Regions from separate parts of the Homo sapiens genome. Here all the other regions are linked to region 2. Evidence: chromatin contacts called from ENCODE Hi-C data. All regions are on one chromosome and are shown on one strand. The core of a region is the stretch at or near the end of the contact, and the rest is flanking DNA. Distances in the headings are between cores, read along the strand shown.

Region 1 (2,700 bases), core at 201-2,700, 580 kb before region 2:
ATTAATTCCAGGCTTACAGGGATGCTGAAGTAGGGGTCCATCTGTCAGTAAATATGTATCCACGTGCCAGGCCTGGAATGGGGGCCATGAAAATACATAATCTGGCCCCTCAGAGGTTATAATGTGTTGGGGAAGATGAGTTATTCACAGGTTGTGGTGTGATGTGTTGGGCAGGAAGCCAAGTCATGGGGGTGCTCCCCACTCACACGCTCATGATTGGGTGAAATCCGGCTAAACATTGATTCAAAGAGCACCCAGGGGAGTATGCAGGGATGGGGAAAAAGCCAGCTACTCTTTCTGCCTTTCTCCAGTAGGGCGTTTCATGAGCTGATTATGAGTAGGGATCTGTCTGGGTCTTTCCTTTGCTCCAGCTGGAAAATCTACAAATATTTTGGTTGTGGGGTGCCTTCCTGGTTTGTTCCAGTCCCTGCACCATGGAGCCTGGGTGTGCTGGGTCTTCAGGATAGAAGGTGCCACCTCTCTCTGCACTTCCTTTGCTCCCTGGGGTGCTTGTCAAGTGAGTACCCCACAAGTGAGGCTCTGTGTATATTGGGGTGTTGTGTTGCTGTCTCATGCTGTCATGGGTGAGGAAGGAGTTTGAAAGCAGAGAACTAGCCCAGGGGGATCTTTGATGCTGCAGCCATGGGAGAGCAAGCTCCAGTTGCCACCAAGAGCTCAGCACAGGACCAGCTACGTAATTCATGGGGCCCAGTACAAAATGTAAATATGATTCATTTGTTCAAAAGCTATTAAGACTTGCAAGACACTGATGGGAGGACAGATGACAACAGAGAAGGCAATGCCTCTCTTTTGCTGGACATAACTTATAACTTTAGTATAACTGTGTCTGTCACTTACTCATTCACTGCGGGAGAGAGGCCCCAGTTAGGGGAATGTACAAAACTCATCGCTGTTCACAAGGAGTTCACAGTCTGTTCATGTTGAGAACCTGGGGCTAAGGCCAAGGAGCCACAGCGGGGCCTGGGAGAACAGGAAGCCAGTCCCTGAAGGCGGCTTGTGGCCCAGGAATGGTGATGGGTGCTCCAGCCACAGCCCAGACTCCCTGTCCTGCCCTCCAGGCTGTCACTTTAATCTTGTGTCCTGAGCTTTCCATCTTGCTGTATGCTAGGGTTAGAAACTAGCTAGGAATCAGTGTCTCTCTGGAAGCTTAAAAACAAGAACTACACACAGATGAGCAGAATAGGATTCACAGGTCTTTAGAGGGGCCAGGAACACAGCTTACATTTGTCCAAATCCAGAGGTTAAGAACTGTATGGTTACAGCCCTCCTCTGACCTCAGGGACAGAGACAATCTCCATTTGACAAAATCATGCTGCCTGGGGCTCCTCCCACTTGAGAGCTCTCTAGAGAATCTTCTCCCTGCAGCCCTGCACAGAGCAGCACAGCACAGCACCGAGCAGCCCCCACACCTTCTACTGATGGGGCCCCCTGGGGAGCTTTGGCAACCACCCCGGCCTGGGCCGCCCCTAAGGTTCTGATAGAGCTAGTCTGGGCTGTTGCCTGGGCCCCAGGGTTTGTAATGCTCTGCTGCCCGACTTGCCCACCTCCCCGCCCCATGACACCCCTTGAAACTACTGCTCAGGCCATGCCGTAAGAGACAGGTGGACCCTAGTGACCCAGACTGACCCATCAAGAAGCAAGCACTGGGGAGAGGAGTGAAAGCCACCCCATCCCTCTCCCAGCCCCAGCCCTGGCCCCACCAGACAGTTCAAAGAGGGGTGGAGCCTCACCCCATGGCAAAAACTGCTATTTTTTTTTTTTTTTTGCACTCTTCCTGTTACAGTACCAGCTGGCCGCCAGCACCTGCTCTCTACATGGCTCCATGTTCTGCTTTTCTCCACCTCTTTAACCCCTGACCACAGCTGTCTGCCTGCACAGGGCTCCCTGCATGGCTGTCTCAGTGGAGCTGCTTTTCTACGCCCACTGCCTGCCCATTGGCTTGCCCCCTTGCAATAACTGCTGTCATCACCATTTCCCAACTTCCACCTTCTGCCCCCATTCCAGGCCAGCCCTTAACCCCATCCTACCTGCTCACAGGGCACAGCTGCTGCTTCTCACTGGGGCCATGCCTCTGACCTCTAGCCAGCTCTGCCTGTGTCTGTGGTGCCTGACTGAGAGCAGCGTGGTCGGAGGGGCTCCGGACAACCCCCTGCTCCTCTTTTCTAGGGCCAAGGCGCTCACTCAGCAGGCTTCTAGGTCTAGGGCCAAAGCAAAACCTTGCTTTTGTGCTCAGCCTACTGAGCCGGATGTTACTGGTTAGTGGTTTTCTTTATCTAGTCTTCTTTGTGGTGCAGGGTGAGTCCCCAACAACAGTGAGAAAGAGAGAAACTTCACTTTAGAGGATTCTCTGTGCTGTCTGTGCTCCTCCTGCCTCAGTGCTCAGTGCTTCTCACTGCATCTCCTGGCAGGTCTACTACCCCTTATGCAAACCCACCTGGGAACTGAGGATGGGGACTGGGGTTTAACGGAGTGCTGAAGAGTGACTCAAATTAGAAACAGTTGGGGTCCAAGAAATAGGCAGCACCGTTGTTTTCCTGCCCCAGCTGCATGTTAGAATCACCCCAGGAGCTTTAAAAAAATTACCTGTGCCCAGGCCCATTGCTGGCTTAATTGGCCTGAGGTAGGGCCTGGCATCAGAATCAGAGGATCCTGATCTAACCAAGAGTAAGAACCTGTGCA
Region 2 (2,700 bases), core at 86-2,585:
TACCAGAATGGTGCTATCACTAATCAAGACAGAGAGAACTGCAGAGGAGTCAGTTTTTGGGGAAAGGTCAGAGCTCAGTTTTTGACATATCAGTACCTTTCTGGTGGATCCAGTGCTGTGTGAGAAGGAGTCCTTGCAAGAGCCTCAGCCAAGGGTTCCAAACTATGAATAAGTAGTTATTCAGTGAGTCAGTCTATCTATCAGAAAATATTTGTTGCGCACTTACTGCATTCCAGGCAGTGTTCCAGGCTCTTAGGCTACAATAGTGACTAAGTCAAACCAATCCTCTTTTGTTATGGGCTTACCTTTTTGTGAAGGGATACAGAGGTAAAAGGTAGATGGTAAAAGATAAGATGGATGATAAAAAATAAGAATCTAGACCTTTATTCTCCTTATGTTAGTCAGCTATCCTTTGGTTATGAGCACTAGAAGACGGATGGATGGATGGATGGATGAATATAGATGAGTAGATGGGTAAGTGGATAAAGATATAATATGATATAATATGATAGATATACATGAGATGATTTCAGAAAGTGCTAAGTCCTATGAAGAAAATGAAACAGAACGAAAATAAATACATTTTAAGAAGAAGGACCCATTGTGGAAGCTGCTTTAGGCAGGGTGGCCAGGAAAGAATTATCTTAGAAACTGATACACAAACTGAGATCTAAATGACAAGGAACAGCCAGCTACAGCGAGATCTGGGAGAAAATATTCTAAGTTTAAAAGAGACGAAATCAAAGTCCTGAGCTGATGGTGTCCTTTGTGTGTCCAGGGCACAGAAGGAAGGCCAGTGAGGCTGGAGTGTGGTGAATATGGGACAGAGTGGTAGGAGGATTGGAAGAAGATACAGCGAAATAGGTAGGCAAGCGTCAGATCAGGTAGGACCTTCAGGCTGCAGGAGAAGTTTAGATTTTATTACAAATGTAAAGATAAATCACAGGAGGGATATCAACAGGAGGGTTTCCTAAGCTGATTTGTATTTTTGAAGATCTCTCCCATAGCTTTGTGAAGACTGGCCATATAATGAAACAACAGAGAGAAGAGAGGAACTGCTGGGCGGCTGTTGAAGTGGGTTGTAGCACTGAGATAACAGTTGTGGGATTTGGCAGCATATACTAGAGCCACTCTAGCCAATACAGTAGCTACGAGAGTGCCACATGTGACTCTTTCTATTTACATTTATGTTAATTAAAAATAAATTAAATTTTCAGTTTCTTAGTCACACTAGTCACATTGCAAGTGCTCCACAGCCACATGTGACTTGTGGCTTTTGTGTTGGACAGATATAGAACATTTTTGTCATCACAGGAAGTTCTACTGGGCAGTGCTGCTGCAGTGGTAAAGCCACAATGTCTCCATACCAACTAGCTGGAACAGCTGTAGATAAAGACAATGCAAGATTTTCACATCAGATAGATCATCAGGAAAGCAGAAACAGACCAAATGCTTCAGATTTTTTTTTAATCTAAAACAGGCAAAAGTTGATGTTGGTTTGATATCTTTCTTCTCCTATTTCTGTAAGATTATTGGATTATCACAGACTGGTGCTTTCTGACCTCCACAGTCCATATTCCTTCTGTATCTAGCCTTTTATCCTGATAAATTCCTAGTAAGAACCTAGACCTTTATTCTCCTTAGTCAGCTATCCTTTGGTTATGAGCACTAAAAGTCTATTCAAACTAGTTTAAATATTAGAAAGAAGTTATACATGTAAATATATAACTCATAGAACCCAATGGCTACATAATGGGGTATCATAGGACCTGCAGAGTTGGGAGATACTAAGAATTTCTCATCTCTGCTTCATTTTTCTGTCACAGATGAGCTTCTCTACTCGTGCACTCATCACGTAAATCAGAGCAGTACCCAAAAGTGGCCACACCCTTTGAATCTATATAGGTTTCTAGTTAAAGCACTGACACTCATTAATTTAATCTACTTAATCTAGGAGTTCCTTTTTAATTCTGAAAAGAGACATGGATTTCCTGAGCTTCATCTGGTGTAGTTAGCCATGGCATGGCTTGGGGAGCTTCTGGTACTTGGGGTTACATTTCAAAGAGGAGGTTCTCTAGAAGGTGGTGTGAATGAAGAAGAAACAGCAGTAAAGAAATGACTGCCATTTTTGCCAGTGTCCTGTTCTTACTCAGTATTCATGGAACCTAGTGAAGATTATACCAAAGCTACAACAGGCCAGACAGGCACCTATTAGTTATACATGTATTTAGCAATAAGCTTGGCATTCTAGAAGACATGAGTCCTATGCTGTAGGTATTTACTAATTGCTAGACATTCCTTAAGCAGAATCCTTACCTTCAGAGGAAGGAACCAAAAGGAATAAATCAGGCAATCAACCTTTGACTAGTGTTATTACAAGTAAAGGGAAAAGACTCAGAAAACTGGTAATTTCACAAAAGTATTGAGGGAGATAGATGTTCTTGTATCCATGACTACTCAGGCCTTCTCTGGTTTCATCCCTAATTCCTTGCTCTGAATTCAGATGGCTTCTTGCCATCTGACAAGATCACCTATGGTAACTTCTTGGTGGATGCTCATAACTAGAAGCTTGAAGACACAGGCTGTGGTTTCTTCATCCTTTATCCAAAGCACAGTTTCTGGCATAGTAGATGTCCCATAGATGTTAAATGCATGGGTGGATGGATGGATAATGATTAAAGCCTCAGTTGAAAAGTTTGG
Region 3 (2,700 bases), core at 161-2,660, 600 kb after region 2:
TCTGCTCTCTTGCCAGCAATAATCAAAGCGAACTTGTATTTCTTTAATGACAAAGCCTCCCGGTGTGTTAATTTGGTTCTCAGTGACACTACATCTTGTCAGAGGAGTGAGAGAAATGGGAAAACATACACTAATATCACTGTCAGCCAAGTGGCACATTTTTCTATGTAATCCATCTCTGGAAAGCAAGGGTCTTTGGCTCCCACCTCTTGGTGAATCTCTAGGATCTGTGAGTGCTGCAGACTCAAACTTCTCATTATGTCCAAGGGTAGGACTTGTCCCCTGTGACTGCTCACTCTGGCCCAAAGAAAATTCTGTTTCTTTGCCATGAGAAATGATGATTTAGGGGCATCATCTCTCTACTGTCCCCTAAATGTGTTTTATCCCATGGTACAGAAGAAAGAGGGGGTATATCATCAGATGGACTTCGCTGTAACTGACTCTCTGATGGTGGGACAATTATCCAAGTGTCAGTACCCTCGTTTGTAAGATGATGACATTGACGCTTAACTCTTAGACCATGGTAAGGATTAAGAATAATACCTGAATTGCTTTGTGGCCACAACATTTATCTACTTCTGTTCTCAGAACTGAGGTTGAGTTGTGAAGCAACAAAATAACAACTTAGCTCAGAGGCTATCTTGAGATATAGTTCTAGGTATTTCAAATGTGGCTAAAATGGGGAGCTGAGGCCAAGAGTGTCATCCCACACAGTTCCTGGAATATCTGTCCGCTCATATCAAATATTTCAAAACTGGGGACTCATTGAGCCCAACCTGTAAACTTTTAAAGTTCCAATGATCATTCTTTGGCCAGTATAGTCACTTGTGTTGTCAATTAATTTTAAGCACCACCTTTCTTCTGGGTTTTGTAGACAACTTTCTTCTACCTCCTATTCTTGGGCAATTCCTTACTCTTCAAGCTTGCATTTTAGCATTGGGTTTCTTTCTCAGATGTTAATGCTTACACTAATGGTTGTTGGTTCTAGAAATCATTATTATTCCTTTGAATTAGCAAATGTTTTCCAAATAGCTTGCTAAAGAGGAACTGGCACTTTCTTTTCCTCTTTCCTTTCTCGTCAAGAATGCTCTGGGTTCACAGCAACCACTGGAGCCTGTCAGCATGCCCATCAGACTGCAAACCAGCCCAGCTGAGGGGAGCACTTGCGGGAAGTTCTCAGGGTCTGCCTGTTTGGTTTGCCTCTTCCTGTTTGCCTTGTAGCTTTAAATAATGCGGTTGCTTCACAACCACTTGTTTTTTGAGTAGGGAACAGGGCATATTTTTCTAGCAGATAAAATGACTTCCCACCATTCACTCTTTGTTATTTCCCCTTTCTGAAGGGCAGTCTGATGAATGCAGGGCAATGTGTAATACATGTTTTCCTGTTTTCTGCTCTTTCTCCATTGGGCTTGTCAGTCAGTCGTGGGCTTGGTTCTGAGGAGGATGTGGCATTCATGAGAAAGAAGTCAAAGAGCGTTTGTGTGATTAACCTTCTCAGAGAGCACATATTCTGACTCCGTGTGAAGATCAGGTTCCAGGGACAGTTAACAATACCCATGATGCTCAATATACAAACCATGAGATGAGAAGTCAGTCATTAATAAAAGGGAGTCATAGAAACTCAGTATTACATCACTATTTCCTGAGATATCATATCAGACAACCTCTGTAGTAACCCACTGGTGAATTGTGATATGATATTGTTGATGAGACACTAATCAAGTGCTTAAATTTACTATGGAGAAAAATAGAGAAAATAATGTGTTTAGGGTCTAGGCCATTTTGGCAAAAGTTCTTTGACCATTCATCATTTCTGATCTTACATCCCACAACGAAAATTTCCCTCTGTATCATTGCCCCCATCTTCTTTGCTGAAGGCTCAGTATCTAGCCAGCTTTCTATCTCAGTTAAGCTTTACCCTTCTATTAGCAAATTTTGGAGCCCCTTTCTGCCTCTAGAGGTTGGTTAATATCTACTAGTTCCAGGGGAGAAGATTGATGTTGCCCACCTGTCTCATTCCAGTGGTATTGAGTGGAAGTAGTTGTCTGAGTAGCAACTAGGAATATAAATTGTTTTTCAGCACTGCATTCATAATGCCAGTTTTTCAAATTAAATTTTTATAAAAAAAATCAATGTAGCTTTAATTTATATTTCCTAAATACATTAAAAATAAGGTATGGGTAGGTAATGGATTCAGGCCATGGGTAGTTCTGGTTTGTGAAATCATTCAGGGTCATACTGAATAAGAAAATTTTGTTTATGTGGTGGGATCTTAGAAGGTCTCCTAATTCAATATGTCAACAGCCTACCTAGTTTGCAATCATAGTTACCACTTAGTTTATTCTAAAACCTCTTTTGATAAGAAAGCCTTTCTCACTGGATATGCAAATATCTTATTATAAATGAACATTTATTTTAGGACACAGGAATAGGACTAGATACAAAGTTGAGTAGTGAGGAAAATGACTAAGGGAAGGGTATTGAGTGTAAAGATGAGGTATATTGGGTGTACAGTTTTTGCTTAATACATATTTTTTTTCCAAAAACTGTCCCCTTGACATATCTTGGCAAGATAAATGCAATGTGGTAATCAAATCAGGTGCTGGGCTCCGAGGCCCCAGATGGAGGGTCATGAGTCAGTCATCATTCCTTGGTCACTCCTGATGGCAACAAGCAATGAAAACCCATCTTCAAACCTCT

Evidence for each region. Hi-C counts contacts between places; a loop is a spot of excess contacts on that map. Pooled maps may share reads with other maps.
Region 1: a loop to region 2 is called in a pooled map, with 15 times the contacts of the local background. The contact joins two enhancer-like sites. A Hi-C loop is called at or near these places in 3 of 37 single-sample maps with no recorded cell type and 4 of 50 pooled maps.
Region 3: a loop to region 2 is called in a map of natural killer cell, with 4 times the contacts of the local background. The contact joins two enhancer-like sites. A Hi-C loop is called at or near these places in 1 of 168 maps with a recorded cell type or tissue (natural killer cell), 2 of 37 single-sample maps with no recorded cell type and 4 of 50 pooled maps.

The regions. Positions count from the first base shown.
Region 1 is chr18:45,686,566-45,689,265 of GRCh38, reverse strand. The region is part of intron 7 of LOC105372093 (a long non-coding RNA gene); the gene reads left to right. Among named protein-coding and RNA genes, the nearest start is that of SLC14A1, 36 kb to the left of the region's middle. Within about 2 kb of position 1,450, at least 10 of the 41 ENCODE cell types and tissues checked have a DNase peak (open chromatin) inside an H3K27ac peak, as active enhancers do.
Region 2 is chr18:45,105,091-45,107,790 of GRCh38, reverse strand. The region is part of intron 3 of LOC105372091 (a long non-coding RNA gene); the gene reads left to right. Among named protein-coding and RNA genes, the nearest start is that of MIR4319, 140 kb to the right of the region's middle. Within about 2 kb of position 1,335, at least 4 of the 41 ENCODE cell types and tissues checked have a DNase peak (open chromatin) inside an H3K27ac peak, as active enhancers do.
Region 3 is chr18:44,506,606-44,509,305 of GRCh38, reverse strand. The region is part of intron 2 of LINC01478 (long intergenic non-protein coding RNA 1478); the gene reads left to right. Among named protein-coding and RNA genes, the nearest start is that of LINC01478, 24 kb to the left of the region's middle. Within about 2 kb of position 1,410, at least 9 of the 41 ENCODE cell types and tissues checked have a DNase peak (open chromatin) inside an H3K27ac peak, as active enhancers do.